Regions from separate parts of the Homo sapiens genome. Here region 1 is linked to region 2. The links are chromatin loops, found by intact Hi-C in ENCODE. Cell type or tissue: K562. All regions are shown on one strand. Each heading gives the region's core, and the rest is flanking DNA. Links, peaks and the distances in the headings are about the cores only.

What was found. Peaks named below come from ENCODE experiments on the same cell type or tissue, not always from the same donor. Only the 100,000 strongest peaks of a DNase experiment are listed, where the experiment ranks them.
Region 1: it touches region 2 in a loop (5-fold over the local background); 10 of 110 quality-filtered maps call a loop at or near these places.

The regions. Positions count from the first base shown.
Region 1 is chr2:138,823,798-138,832,220 of GRCh38, forward strand. No RefSeq gene overlaps it. Among named protein-coding and RNA genes, the nearest start is that of NXPH2, 48 kb to the left of the region's middle. In K562, for the core only: CTCF peaks have their summits at 3,841 (motif pointing left) and 5,710 (motif pointing left); DNase peaks (open chromatin) are centred at 3,804 and 5,724.
Region 2 is chr2:137,947,016-137,955,248 of GRCh38, forward strand. No RefSeq gene overlaps it. Among named protein-coding and RNA genes, the nearest start is that of HNMT, 13 kb to the right of the region's middle. In K562, for the core only: a CTCF peak has its summit at 918 (motif pointing right); DNase peaks (open chromatin) are centred at 916 and 3,386.

The DNA of each region.
Region 1 (8,423 bases), core at 70-8,069, 880 kb after region 2:
TGGTGGCCGGATTGAATTACCTGGAGTCAATTGGAGACAAAGAATAGGGGTGGGGCTCACAGCCATCAGCACACAGATCTTGGTAGCTCCTCTTCAGTGCAGTCTGCTGAGGCACCACACCATAGAAAGCAGCCAGTGGTCCACAGGTCCACAGATCTTCCAGGACTGAGTTCCTAGCCACCTTTCCCACATAGCTGGGGTGCTTTTGTAGAGACTTTCCCAGACCTAGCATACACTACAGGCCTGAATTAAGTTCTAGTGCTTACATTAAATCTTCCCCAGATCTTGAAACAACTGCAAGTCAACAGCTAAGTTCAGGTGCAGCAATGAAGTTCCAGTATTTACAGTTATCCCCAGAACAGAAAGCAAATGGGGATCAGAGATTAAGTTCTGGTACGGTAATTACATTCTGAGGCTCACATTAAGCCTTCCTGAGATTGAGAAATAACTGCAGGTCAGCGATTAAATTCCAGTATCAAATAGTAAAGATCTAACACCATCAGGCTGGGTGCGGTGGCTCACGCCTGTAATCCCAACACTTTGGGAGGCCAAGGTAGGCGAATCACCTGATGTCAGGAGTTCAAGACCAGCCTGGCCAATATAGTGAAACCCTGTCTCTACCTAAAATACAAAAAAAATTAGCCAGGCGCCCAGTGGGTGGAGGTTGCAGTGAGCCGAGATCACACCACTGCATTCCAGCCCGGGCAACAAGAGCGAAAACTCTGTCTCAAAAAAAAAAAAAAAAAAAATCTAACACCACCAAAGAGCACATACAAAGGCTGGAAGAGTTGGCCTTCAAATCTGCAAGCATCAATGCAAGGATACAAAGAATATGAAGAATCAGGGAAATATAACCCTACCCCCCAAAACTCCAAAACAATAGCACAATGAATAAAACTCAAGTAATAAACCTAGACAAAAAGGAGAATTATAAAATGACTGGCAAAGAATTCAGAATAATCCCCTTTAAAACTCCTGGGAAATTACAAATATAGATAGAAGATTAAATTTGAAAAACAATTCATGAACAAAATGAGAAGTTTGACAAAAAAAGAAACATTAAATAAAGAAAGCCCAGAAACAGACTATAATAACTGAACTAGTTATAGACTATAATAACTGAACTAGTTAATAAGAAACCTTCATATAATAAAATTTTCTGAAAAAGAGAGAGAAAAAAACTAGTAAGCTTAAAGAAATAATGGCTAAAAATTTCCCAAATCTGGGAAAAGACAATAACATCCAGGTACAGGAAACTCAGAGGTTGCCAATCAAATAGAGTTAACAGGAAAAATTAAAGTTTAATAAATTTAATTAGAAAAAAATTGGAAAAAACAAAGATGTAAAACCATATTCATGGTTGTTTAAGAGTGTGTTGTACAAAATGATTAACATAGAGAATCACTATTGTACTCCTATCTTTTGGTCATTCTGCAATATAATTAAACAAAAGGTCACGAGGAAAAGAACGATTCCATATACTAGACATGTTTACTTTGAATGAACAGCATGTATACCAACATTTAGGTTTTTAATGTGATGAATAATCTTGTTTGTTAATTTATTTAATCCAAGGATAGGATTAATAGCATTGCTATTTTCAGGGAATAATGTACAGTAGACTGTTGATGGGAGTGGAAGTAGGGATTTTAAAGCGCTTATTTCATTTCCATTCCCACTTTCCACTTCACTTATCCATAGGGCAGCTTTGCTGTTGCCTGCATCTTGGTGTAGTTAGAAACATGGGCTCCCGAACCAGTCTTTCTGTGGGTTCACATCTTCGTTCACTATTTACTAAATATCATGCATTGGGCAAGTTATTTAGATGATCTGTATCTCATTTTCTTTGTGAACGAAATGGGGTTGATAAATCTCTATAGAGTTGTTGTGAGGGTTAAACACTTATGGAAAGTGTTTCATAAGTACTCCCAAATTGTTAGCAACCATTTACCAGAGACCAAAGGTAGGAAACAGTGTTTGACAGCATCAGAGAAAAAGATGGACAGGAACAACAAGCTGTTTGTTATAAAGCTCCTCTAGTATGGTGAGCTTTATTAACCAACTGCCGTGGCGGTGCAAGCAAGGGGAAAGCCTTCCTCCCTCCAGCCTTCCCGTGCACTTGCTGGCCCATACAAGAACGCTGCTGAGGTCAACTGTCCCTCAGGAAAGGGCAGTGCTGGGGCCTGGGAGTGCCTGCAGACCCTGGACCATCTTCAGACCCCTTTCTAGCTCCATTTTACTGCATTCACCAAGAAAACTTCTGGTTTTACTTTCCTTTCCCTAAGAATTTTATTGATTGATTGATTGTAGAAATGGGATCTTGCTATTGTTGCCCAGGCTGATCTTGAACTCCTGGGCTGAAGCCACTCCCCTGCCTCCACTTCCCAAAGTGCTAGGATTGCAGGCATGAGCCACTGCACCTGGCCCATCTAGGACATTTAAAAATATTATTTGTTCCTTGCTGAGCCTTAAACACTATAGATCCGTTTTTTTTTTTTTTCAGGACTTTTCATCTTCTGTTCAGATTGCCATTGCATTCCCAGACATGGGTGCTAAGAGTCTAACTTTGGATCTCTGACAAGTGGTGAGCTTCTCATTTTCTCTTGCAGCCCAGCTGAGCCCTCTCCATACTGGCCATATGCCTGCTCCCTTCCTGCTCTCCTGGGCCTCTAGCTAGTCTCTACCTGTCTGATCTGAGCCCTAAACTCCCCCGTCTGGTCTCTCTTCCTGACTCCCTATATGTATGCATGTTTCCAGAACCTTTCCTCTCCTGGTAAGTGACAGTAGAGAACCATTCAGCTAAATATAGATTTTCCATGTCTGCTGGATAAGATAGAAAATTAAATTTGAAAAACAATTCATGAACAAAATGTTTCTTAATAAATAACAGCTAAAATTTGTTGAGGAGAGAAAGCAGACTAAATATCTTCTAGTCTTATAAGTTAATTCTTATCATCAGAACTATGTGACAGTGCAGTAATCAAGGCTTAGCGAGCTTGAGCAATTTGTACAAAGTTAAACAGTTAATGGTGTGGAGTGGATTCAAGCCCTCTTTGGTGGCTGCAAAACCCACCGTCAGGTCACCAAGTTCTGCTGCCTCAGCTAATCACTTGATACCTGGTGAGATGTTCTTATCTTCCTTTGATCCCCACCACAGCCCTATAAAGGAAGCTGAGAAGGGCCTATTATTGCTATTTTACAAGCGAGAAAATTGAGGGCCAAAAAAGACGGCATCAGAGAAGGGGAAGGAAGTGGCCTCCAGACCTCCTAGCAATGAGACTCCAGGGCTCTTGCTACTTCAAGGAAAATTGATGAGATTCCACCCCCAAAGTGTGGTAAGGGGGTGAAGCTCTGTCTCCTGTGCTGACTGGTCAGCCAACTTTGTGATGGCTGGAAGCCCTGCATCCTACCATCTGTTAGGTATGTTTAATATCGCTACTGGTAACAAATTGATCTGTGGGAAGTGTTTAAGCCTAAGCTCTTCCCCCAAGCACTTCCCCCAGATTTAGTTTATTTAAATCTAGTTTCTTTCCCCTACTAACCAGTAAAGAGTATTCGAATTTGTAAGTTTCCAGCGTTTACAGCTTTCCAAATGAACCAGCCAGCATGAAAGAAGTATGTTTTCCTTTTATTTGCTATTTGTAATATTATAGTTTTCACTCTCAGCGCCCATTGGCAGATGCACAGGAATGTTTAGAGATGTATTTATCACTTGGGTTGGACTTGGCTTACACACCCAGCTCAACTCCTGTATCAGGGACTCACCACTCTTTATCACTGTTCACTATGCTCATCAGAAATGAAGCGGCATGTTGACTGGAACAGTAGCTCTATGCTGCCATCTTCTGGAATTCTAGAGAAGATGCTTTTCCTGTGTAGTTACTAGAAAATACTTTTAAGTAGAATTTAAGAGACCTAGACAAACAGAAAAAAACTCAAAACATGATAGATGCTTGTACACTGAAGAAGGAAGCCAGAGAAGATTATTTCAAAACCAAAATGACTGTAAATAAAAGTAATGAAGTTATGCTATGTTTTCATTTTCTTTTCAACATTTACTATACTTGCTGTTAAAAATTTTGGATTGAAATCAAATACCTGCTGTAGTATCGAATCAGACAGGGGTTGAGCATTATCTCCTGAAGATGTGCAATTTTCTTCTTGGCTAAAGCCAATTTATAACTAAGAAAGGCAATAGGGAACAATTCTCCCAGGATTCCATAGACAAAGATCACAGGAAAAGGGAACTTCTGAGATAAAATGGCATTTGTAATCCCCAAGAATGGCTCCAAAAAGACTGTGCTTGCTATAAATCAAGATTTATTTTATCTCTTGAATCTACAGAGATTTCAGAACAAAGGACTTAAAAATATTTTCCAAATCCAAAACGCCAAAAGTGTTAAGCATTTTGGGGATCCTTGTGTTTTTAGGCTCAAACCTCAAATAACTGAAAAGCAATGTAGCCAGAATTTCAATTTTTAAATATATTTGAAATGGTATCAAATTATAAAAAGTTAAACATTCAGAAATCTTGCTATAAAAGTAATTGTAACTGCTATTTCTCTTCCTTGGCTTTAGGTTAAATGTCAGCTCCCCAAGGAAGCCTTCTCCAACTGCTGGCAGACGCCAAGCTCCCTGCTTTACTTCACTTGTTGCTCTCTGCCTTTATAACATTGAACACAGCTGTCCGTGATTAAATATTTATTTGTGTAATATTTAGTCAATTCCTCCCCTTCTCTCCTCAAACATATCTGTTCTCCATGTCTGGCAGAGAAGAGATATTCAATAATTATTTGCTTAATGAATTAATGGCCTTTTGGTGTATGTCCTGGGGTCAGTATTTCTCAGCTTCAATCCCTCGTAACTTCCTCATCCACAACTACTGACAATTCGAGTATCTGTGCCAAATCCAAATTGTCTAATTTAGTTATATTCAGCATACTCCTAATGGAGCCCAGATGGAAAGTGGGCTCTTTCAAGTTCAAAGAATTCTGATCATAAGGGTTGAAGTATCAGGGTTTCTCAGATAAACAAAAGTCCAAAGAACTAAAGCATCCCATTCTCCAAGTAATTTGGTTTTCAATGTCATTAAGCAGACACTATTCCCTCTGATCAATACCATAATATCTCAGCCTCAGTTGACAAATCAGCGTTAGGTTGCTGTCAGATTCCACTAAGAACTATGTGCACCTTCACTTGTCTAAGGTGCCACTGGGTCCATCCATCCATCATAAGGAATCTTTGCCATTTAAGGAGTGATGTCGAGGCCGAGGCGGGTGGATCACCTGAGGTCAGGAGTTCGAGGCCGGTCTAGCCAACATGGTGAAACCCCGTCTCTACTAAAAATAGAAAACATTAGCCGGGCGTGGTGGTGCGCCTGTAATCTCAGCTACTCTGGAGGCTGAGGTAGGAGAATAGCTTGAACCCAGGAGGCAGAGGTTGCAGTGAGCCGAGATCTCACCATTGCACTCCAGCCTGGGCACAACAGCAAAACTCTGTCTCAAAAAAAAAAAAAAAAAAAGAAAAAGAAAAAGAAAAAAAGAAGTGATGTCATTTGAAGCAGCATTCAGAGTCCCTCTGAAAATCCACTTTTCACTGAAAAGACACAATTCCATATGTTAAAACCAGTGCAATTACCCATCATTTTCAGTGTGATAACCTGCTAATGCTTCATCCCGCTACTGGAGCCCGGTCTTATTAGTTAGGGCAGGGGGCCCTCTGCTGGGGACATGCCCAGGTCACTGCTTCAAGGCTGATGATCAGGCTGAGTCTGTGTGTCACTCTCACTCAGCTTCTGCAAGCACTGCCACTGGAGAACTGAGAGGACATCAATTGTGGTTGTAGAGCAATGTTTACCTTTGCTTCTGAATAGCATGGTGTGGGCATTTGAAACCTCATGTAAAATAGGTCCAGAAACTCTCAGACTGTTTAAAAGTGCATTCTTGTATTTGTCTGGTTTCCCATTTGATTTTCAGGTTTTACTGAAGTGAGCTGGTTGGGTTGCTTTCTGACTCTCTGGCAGGAAAAACAAAATGAAGTTGCTCTCTAAATAAACTTTTCTACTTATACAGCCATCGCTTTTTGACCTGTCAAGTCCCCTACAGGTAACACACTTGAGCCTATTGATGTGGTGCTATTCTCTAAGTTTCCAAAGCTTAAAGAACACCAGATAGCTAGGACCACGTTAAAGTCTGAAGTTAAGAAGTGGTTAGGCTATGATTTTGTGAATTTGCACTGAAAACATTGCCTAAGAGAAGAAAAAGAACTAAGAGTGCAGGCAGAGCAGAATAGTGTTTCATAGCGTTTGTGCGTGTTCACTCATTTTGGTTTTGTTTTGTTTTGCTTTTCTGAGGAATGAAATAATCCCATTTGTAAAAAATGTTACAAGGTCATTGTTTACTAAATCTTAGTTTACCAGATAGTTGTTTCTCCAATGCAGTTTAGATTATTGGAGTGTGGTCTCCCATTGCTGTCTTCTTTTCCAATATTGTAGCAAGGGCTAGCAATTCCCTCATTAGGACCTGTACGTTTATGTTTTTCCTGCTCAGTGGACAACCAAAGACAACTATCAAATTGAACTGCTTTACTTACTCCTGTAATAGACAGTTGGGCTTTTATAAGCATTGTTTGAGGTGCTTGTTCCTGGAAACTCTGCTACTGAAAATCCTGTTATTATCCAAGTCTGATATGATCAAGATAGCAAATGCCTGGCCAAGAACACAGACAGGTTGGCCTAGTTCAAGGAACATTAGATGGGAGGAACTTAGGCCTAGAACAGTCCGTTGATGTGAGATAAAAAGCATATCTGACATTAGGTAAAAGAAAAAAACCTTCTTTAAATTATGATTAATGCAAAATGAGCTATAATATGGATGTCATAATGAATCACTAGCAGGAAAAATTTTAATGCCAATGAAACTCACTGCAGTGGATCATATAAGTGCAGTGTATGGGATGTGTCAGGGGTGTGCAATGCGCAAGGGAGAAGGTACTCTGAACCTTGATTTCTAGATTTAGTTAGATAGAAACAGCCCTAGGCTGTTTTATGTGCCAGGCTTTGTACTAAGACTTTTAAATGTGTAAGTTCCTATAATCTTTACTACAACTGCATAACATGGGCATTATTATACTCCTTTTAAGAATGACAGAAAATGAAGACAGTTTAGTTATGTTTCTTGCCCCATAACACATAATCATTAAGGATTAGATGTGGAATTCAAATTTAATTATCATTATTATTTTGTTTTAACTCCAAAGCCTACTTACTTTCTATTAATTTACCCTCTCTTCTTGAACTCTGGTTGAAGGAAGCATGCAGTCTATATCCGTGGTTTTTGTTCAACATATTTGGGTAAATACACATTTCCCACTTTTATGTTCGTTAGAGATCTAGAGATTGAGTTTAGGTTTGTTATTTTCCCTTGTTTATTAAGTACAGTTACATGCTGTTCCACAGTGTTTTAGTCATTGATGGACCACATACAACAGTGGTCCCATAGGGTTATAATGAAGCTGAAAAATTTCTATTGCATATATGAAGCAATGCATTACTCACATGTTGGTGGTGATTGCTCACGTGTTTGTGGTGATGCTGGTGTAAACAAACCTACTGCATTGCCACTCATATAAAATTATAGTACATGCAATTATGTACAGTACATACTACTTGATAATGACAATGAATGACTGTGCTACTGTTTTACATATTTATTATACTATACTTTTAATTGTTATTTTACAATGTACTCCTTCTACCTATAAAAAATGTTTACTGTAGAGCAGTATGCCCGGTTACACCAGCAGAAGCCCATACATCTTGTGTTTACTACATTTGTTGATTGCATAATTTTCTCTTCTACTTGATGTGAGCATTACTTCAAAAGAATCAAAAAGATAAAACAATTAAAAAGTGCATAAAGTAAAAAACTTACAGGGAACTAAGATTAATTTGTTATTGAAGAAAGAAATTTAAAAACGGTAAGCCTGGTGCAACTTGTGTGCACTATTTATAAAGTCCTCAGTAGTATACAGTAATATTCTAGGCATTTACATTCACTCAGTACTTACTTACTGACTCACCCAGAGGAACTTCCAGCTCTGCAAGCTCCATCCATAATAAAGGTCATGCAGGTATACCATTTAAAAAAATCTTTTGTACTGCATTTTTACTGATCTTTTCTATGTTTAGATAAGTTTAGACACACAAATCCTTACCATTGTGTTACAATTGACTACAGTAATTGTACAGTAACATGCTGTACAGGTTTGTAGCCTAGGAGCAATTTAGCCTACATGTGTGTTAGGCTATACCATCTAGGTTTGTGTATGTACACTCCATGATGTTCACACAATGACAAAGTCACCTAATGATGCAGTTCTCAGAATGTATCTCCATCATTAAGCAATGTGTGACTGTGTACCAA
Region 2 (8,233 bases), core at 1-8,000:
ATACCTAGTTTATAGTATTTTATTACAGGGGCCCAAACAGACTAAGAGAGTACATGTTGTTTAGACAGGAGTATAATGAGGATTTAGTAAGAATACAGTAAGGTGAAAACAAAATGCAATCAATTGTGGAACAGAGGGAAGAAATGTTGCCTCTGCTTGGAGAGAGTGTTGGAAGGCTTTATAGCAGGGGTAACCTTTGAACTAGGGGTTTCTGAAATAAATGTGTACAGGGTAGAATTTCCAAGCAGCAGAACGCATGCAGAAAAGCATCAAGAAGTCATAAAATAGGTTGTTCTTGGCAAATGATACAAAGTTATAGGTGTGGGAATGTTGGTCGTGAGAGGAAGTTTCGTTCTCAGAATCAAAATCAGTAGCAGCTAGGTACTCATCTCACAATGTTGCTTCAGAAAAATACAACTGTAAACTTATTCCTTGAAATATTGCAGGCTGCTCATTTTTCCTGGGTTTCTCACTGTGACTGTCCACCTATCACTTCCTCTTTCCTTAGCTATTGTGCTTGCCATGTCTTCTATTACTCAGTAACTCAGGAGAGAGATATGGGCTTACATTACCAAGGTCTAACAGGATGGGAGACATGAGGCTTGTTGAAAAAAAAAAAAAAGGAGTAATTCAACATACATGATGGGATTTGAAGATTTTAATTCATGTCAGAATTCTTTCTGGATTCCAGATTTGGCTGCAAATTTCATAAGAAATCGTTGAAGTATAGGTATTTGTAGTTAAACGATCTCAACGAACAAGACATACTATGGTCTTTAACCCCTGTGCTCCAGGAACTTAGATCCCTGGTGTTCCAGGCCAGTGTTCTTTTTATCCTGTTTTATCCCTGCTTAGGTATGCAAAATCAAGAATAAACAGGGTTTCTTCCTTCAGTGGAAACAGGGTCACAAGCCACCAGGTGGCAGTGGTCGTTAAAAGTGGATACAAGTTACAGGACAAGAATATTCTGTACTCCTTCCTCTTTTCATCCTGGCCATATTGGAAAAGTTTTTCATGTTCTAAAATTTCATGAACATCTCCAGCTGGATCCTACTTTTCTATGGGCAATGCCATTCTTTCAGTTTCTCAAGTTCATGTATTATTTACCTTTCTAATCACTTATTTTTTAATCCAATTAATCTGCTTCTTACTAACACATTGTTTTTATCACATGAATTTTCTCAAATACTTGCAATGGCTTCTTAGCAACTACTTTGTTCTTGTAAAGTTGCTGTGAAGTTGTTAACAATTGCTTTGTAGTCAAGTAGTTTTCAAGCTCTTCAGGCTCATAACCAAAACTCATACTGCCTAGACCAATCCACCTTTACATAAACATAGAATCACATAGTGTTGTACATTGAAAGTAACTAGTAAAATTTGTAGAAATTATAAATTTACAAATTTGTAGTAAAATAATCACTACACAAAAAATAATAAAATATGTAAATATTATTCAAATCTATCAAAATATGTATTTAAAATACCAATCATTGAAATGGCATATAATTGATATTTGTATATAATTATAAATATACAAATTTATAGAAATGAAAATATAAGGGTTTTAGCCCTTATATTTTTTAACACCAATAAGTCATTTAAAGCTATCAACTGAAAAGTGAAATAACAGGCACTAAAACTTAGAGAAATTATGGTTAGGTTTATTTTGAGCCAAGTTTGGGGTCTTAAGCCTGGAAACACAGACTCAGTGCAGACTGAGAATGAGTCTCCAAAGTAGGTTCCATGAGGCACAGTATATAATTTCCTAATAGAAGGATGCATGTGGTACAGAAGGTGGGAGAAGCAGGGCCATGAAGCAGCAGTTACATTCCTATGATTCTGACTGGTGCTCAGTGACACTATCCATAGGTGATATATATGCATAAAGTGTACATGCAGTTGAGCGGGTAGGGACTAAGGTTAGGCATCTGAGGATCTGGTACAGGGTGAGTGATTCCATCTTGTCTTTGTTCTACCTCTGATACACGTTTATAACCTGTACCTGTCGGTGAAATACTTAACAAACTGCAGTTACGCAGGTAAGAGGTCAAATTTAGTTTATAGGCCTAGGTTTTATTACCCATGTGCCTGACTGCAACCATCGTGGCCACTGTTAAAATTTTCTTTTGATTTTTTTTTTTATGACAAAGCCTATAGGCCCTTGAGGTTTAAAGATTACACATTATAAAATTTCAGCCAGGTACAGTAGCTCATGCCTGTAATCCCAGAGCTGTGGGAGGCTGAGGTGGAAGTATGGTGGGAGGCGACGAGTTCAAGACTAGCCTGGGCAACATTGAGAGACCCCATGTCTAAGAAAATAAAATAAAATAAAATAAAATGTCAGTGTCATATCAGAATTTAACCACAGAGCTGTGGTATAAAACAATGCATCCTCCTGTGACAAGAGCTAGCTGTTTTTACATAGAATAGACTAGCTTAATTCATTCACATCCAGGAAACAAGCTCACCAACTGATTTAAGATTTTATGCTGACTGTAATAGCTATAATAGTTTCATCTTGTATGTACAGAATAATTTATAAAGGCACAAGGTGATACTTATTAGATCATTTGAGCCTCACAGGTGTCATATGAGGTTGACAGAAGAGTGTTACTCATGTTCTATTTTACAGAGAGAAGGATTTAAGTTCAGCAGAAGTAAGGTATTTGTCCAAGATGAGATGACTAAGAAGTGGCATAAATCAGATCTTCACTGGGTCTCCAGGATCCAGGTAACAAATGGAAGCAGGACCAGCTTTGGCTGCTGAGGAGATAGCAGGCAACTGCTAGGACTCTTTACTACTAGATATTCCATGGGAACCTGGAGGACTTGGGGCTGGCAGGTTCTGTCTTGGTATCCAGAGGAAGTCTAGAAAAATTCAAGAAACTTAGTAAAGATAAAATAACTTCTTTCCTGCCACCCACATGTAGTTTCCAAACTTTTTTTTTTTTTTTTGGTGCAGCAGAAATCCTTTTTCATAAGAAAACTAAGTTGATCTGCTCTGGTTGCAGGAGAACCCAGGGAGCTGCTGGCTTGGGTTGACTCTACCCTCTCCACATGGCTCCTGAGAGACCGCAGAATGGAAAGGTTCCAAGAAATACGGTCAGAAAAAAATTGTTTAAAAACACTTGCAGTATTCAGGATCCCTCTTTATAAGCAATAGAAACAGATGCTAGCCCACCTAGGCAGAGAAGGTATTTATTTGAATCCTCTGAGTGGTTTTGCTTCACTCACAGCATCATGGGGAGGCCTGGAGAAGTGGACCTGGTAGCTGCTTGCCGAACAGAAGCCTGAAACAGCACCTGGAATAGGTGTGGTGAGGAAAACTCTGCTTCATGTCTTGTGCTCTACTGGGCCTTGGTGCTTTGAGCCCATCCATATCTCTCCCCCGCGTTACTGAGTAATAGAGGACATGGCAAGCACAGTAGCTAAGAAAAGAGGAAGTAATAGGTGGACAGAGTCACCGGGAGAAAGACAGGAAAAATGAGCAGCCTGAAATATTTCAAGGAATAACTTAAAGAATTGTATTTTTCTGAAGCAATATGGTGACATAGATACATAGTGGCTATTGACTTTGATTCTGAGAATAAATGTTTCCTCTCACAGCCAACATTCCATCATCTATAACTTCTTATCATTCCCCAAGAGCAACAGGCTTTTTTTTTTTTTTTTTTTTTTTTTTTGAGACAGAGCCTTGCTCTGTTGCCCAGTCTGGAGTGCAGTCGAGCGATCTCGGCTCACTGCAACCCCCACCTCCTGGGTTCAAGCAATTCTCCTGCCTCAGCCTCACGAGTAGCTGGGATTACAGGTGTGTGCCATCACACCTGGCTAATTTTTTTATTTTCAGTAGAGATGCGGTTTCACCATATTGGCCAGGCTGGTCTTCAACTCCTGACCACAAGTGATCCACCCGCCTCAGCCTCCCAAAGTGCTGGGATTACAGGCATGAGCCACTGCACCTGGCCTAAAATTTCTTGATGTGTTTATTTTTTAAATGTTTTTAAAATTTCAATAGCTTTTGGGATACAAGTGGGTTTTGGTTACATGGATGATTGTATAGTGGTGAAGTCTGAAATTGCAGTGCATCTGTCACCCGAGTAGTGTACACTGTACCCAATATGTAGTTTTTCAATTTCTCGCCCTCCTCCCACCCTTCCACTTCTGAGTCTCCAATGTCCATTATCCTACTGCATGCCTTTGTGTACCTATAGCTTAGCTCCCACTTATAAGTGAGAACATGTAGTATTTGGTTTTCCATTCCTGAGTTACTTCACTTAGGATAATGACCTCCAGCTCCATTCAAGTTGCTGCAAAAGACATTACTTTGTTCTTTTTTATGGCTGAGTAGTATTCCATGGTGTATATATACCATATTTTCTTTATCCAATCATTGGGAGATAGGCACTTAGGTTGGTTCCATATCTTTGCAATTGTGAATTGTGCTTAATAAACATATGTGTGCAGGTGTGTTTTTGCTATAATGATTTCTTTTCCTTTAAGCAGATACCCAGTAGTGGGATTGCTGGATCAAATGGTAGGCCTACTTTTAGTTCTTTAAGAAATCTCCATACTTTTTTCCATAGAGGTTGTACTAAATTACATTCCCACCAGCAGTGTGTTAGCATTCCTTTTCCACCACATCCACACCAATGTCTGTTGTTTTTTAACTTTTTAAGTTAAAAAACATTCTTGCAGGAGTGAGATGTTATCTCTTGATGCCTTTCTTAATGCCTTCTGCTGCTTGGAAATTCGACCCTGCCACCTACACATTTCTTTCAGAAACTCTTAGCTCAGAGGTTACCCATGGTGAAAAGCATGATTCATACCTCAAGTCAAACTTCCACATCCTAGTCCTGCGACCAGTGGCAATTCACTGTTCTGGGCCATGGTCTCTTCATCTGGAAAATGCGGGCAATGCAGGTTGATGGAGTATTAAAGAAGTTAATTGAAGATGACTATAAACTATAACACAGTTTACAAATATAAGGTATGATTATTATAATATCCTTCTCTTCTTCTCTCTCTTTAGACCCACAGGGTTCTTGCAAAAAATAAAAATAAAAGAGTGAAAGCATGCCCCTCTCCCACCCACACACACTTTCCCTATGATCCTTTTCTATCAGCACATTCTCCTGACTTTTGGAACATTCCTTCTCAGGTCTGAATTCTTTAATCACCATAATTAATCTGAGGCCTTGGTTCTCAAAGTTGGTGTTTTTCTGTTTGTTTTGTTTGTTTGTTTGGTGTGTGTGCAAAGGAAGAGAAGTCAGGAAATCCCAGCAAAATTTAAGGAAGTGGGAAACTGAGGAGAGGTGGGAAGAAGGAATTAGGGAGGTGGAGGGGACAGGTTAAACGTCAAGTCTACTGATAAGCATGTCTAATCTAAAGCGAAACTGACACACTTGTTCAAAGTTTCCAAGTTGACAATGTTCATTTTTTTATTTTTAAAAATTTACATACAGTAAAATCCATTCTTTTTAGTGTACAGTTCTAGGAGTTTTGACAAATGCCACTGAGATGAGAAGTCTTCTCCCAATCGAAAGTCTTTTCTTGATCCAATGTTTCGTGGTCTCAGGGGCTTCAAGAAATGAAGCCATGGACTGCAGCGGCGAGTGTTACAGCTCAATGAGAGAAACACGTGGATCCAAAGAGTGTGCGGCGGCAAGATTTATTAAAGTGAAAGGGAAAGTAAAGCTTCCACGTGGTGGAAGCGGACCTGGAAGGCTTGCCGTTTCTGGCTTGGGTGTCTTATGCTTATATCTCCTTATGATCCCTCCTTTTTTCCTTTTTTAGTCCTGTAGAATTAGCTTATTTTTTATCCACTTGTGGATTGGCGGGCCTGATTAGTTAAAAACATCAGGCTGCAGCTAGAGCTTAAACTCCCTATATGATTGGTTGAAGTTTCAATACCTTAGCTTGCAGCTATGACTCATTTTGGCTTAGGGGCAAGTCCCCTTAGGGAAGTCCCTATTGACCCAGGAAGTCCAGCCAACTTAGCCAATTAGTCCCTCACCACCATTATTTTCAGAATGCAGAATGGTGCTGTCTCTCCATACAAACTCCCTCTTGCTGTTCCTTTGTAGCTCACCCTCCCACAGCCCTTAACCCCTGAAAGTCACTGATCTTCTCTGGTTCTCTCTTGGAATTTAAAAATTTGAAATGAAAATTTTTTACCTGAGCAGCAGATGTGATTTACCTCTTACCTCAGTATTGCCTGTGGTCTGGATTTTTGTCGTATGTACTTATAGTAATAAAGTTTAGAGAAGAGCTGTTGTCTTCAGAGCATTCCTATCATTATTTTGGCAAATGCTCTTCCGTCTGGGTGCTAAAGGAAGGTCCTGAGGGTAGGGAGGATATATTGTGTTTGCAAAAATGAACAAGATCTCATAGAAAGGCCATTTTTAGCACAGAATTGCAACACTGGTCTAAAATTAAAATTGCTTCTCCATGAGAAACAACCTTTATTAAAGTAAGTACAAATTCTTTCAGGAGAATCCCAGATTTGATATAATTTTTAATTAAATTTCTCAAAAGCTGGAGCTCATTTATTCTTCCCTCTGTCTGCCACCTAGCAGCAAGCTGCAACATCCTCTATTCATGGGGATCTTGCTTTGAATTCTAATTTCAAGTTGAGTTTTCATACATAATTTTGGCTCATTCCAAATTTACTGAAATTATTTTCTTGAATATCATCAATATCTACTTTCGGCTCACATTTTCACTATGGAAGTCTCCCTGGATATGGCTATTAAGAAGTTTGAGCTATATCTCCTTTCAATACTGGATTGCAGTTAGTATTTTAAAACAAATTAAACAAAACGAATTCCCCAAACAAATTCAATTCCAATATGCATTAATTTCCTATCCTGACTAGAGATAAAAAGGTGATAAAAATGAAACTTAGAAAAATGATTCTAGCAGCAATATTATGAAAAACATGAGCTTTTCACTGTTTATCTGACTAGTAAAAGACCAAATATGTACTGTGAAAAGTTTTAATCAACTTTGACATTTTGTTCCTGGTCCAAACTGAGGGTCGGGCAGCTATCCCTTGCGCGCCAATAACAAGATGCAGATGAATTGGGGAGAAACAGAGTTTTTATTTCTGTAACCAGTCACAGGGAGAAGGCCTGGATCACCAGACCAACTCAAAATTACAAAGTTTTTCAGAGCTTATATACCTTCTAAGCTATATGTCTACATGTAAGTGTGCATTCATCTAATGTTGTAAGTGAATAACTTCTTTTAATCCGTAACTAAGGCCTAAGTCCTGAAGACCTTCCTCTGGAGCCTCAGTAAATTTACTTCATGTAAATGGGTCCAGGTGCTGGGGTGATTACCCTTATCTTGTCTCCTGCTAAATCATGGAGGTTTGGGGAGTTCCCACAGACCTCCAATAAACTTGTTTGTGGAGGCCTGGGGAGTTGCTTCAGACCCACAGTAAAACTTGTTTAATCCTGAATAGGTTCTGTTAAGAGTTCCTTTGTTATTTTGTCATGTTTTAAGGCCCAGGAAAGGCCTAAGCAAAACTCTTGGTGGGCATTTGTTACATTCCAGCCTTTATATAAGGGTACTGACTTTTAATATTTAACTTAACCACTCAGTCAGTACTGAAACAGTTGTTATGGAGGCCTGCATTAGTGAGACCTGGCCTGTCACAATTTCAACCAGCATTTCATTAGGCACCATAACTAGAAACACAGTATAAAACAGAACATACACTTGTGAGAGGCAAAAATCACTGTACTTTTAAAAATTGTCTTTACTTCCTTTTTTGTTTGTTTTAGTAGTATGGAGTTTTGGAGACAAGATCATCTACAGATCAATTCAGAATTATCAAATAGCAAATTTTCAAAAATTATTGAGTTAATCTCCATAAACCTTCACCATCTTTGACCCAATCTGCATTTCACTGCTGCTAGAACTGGACCAGTGGAAGTATTAATTTGGAGTAGTAGAGCAGAGAGTCTTTAAATACACTTTTGGGAACATTATGCCTCTGTTTTTAACCATGTGTTTATTAACTACAAATTTCAGTTGATGGCACAAAATGTGTGCCAAATTGATAACTCTGGAATGTATTTTACCAGAGATCATCTCTGAGCTACTTGAGCTGACTGACACCCCATGTATAATGTCTGATTATACAACATCCTGGGAGCTACTTCTTCTATAGGCATTGACTATATTTAAAAACAACTGCTTTGGGAGGCCGACGCAGGAGGATTGCTTG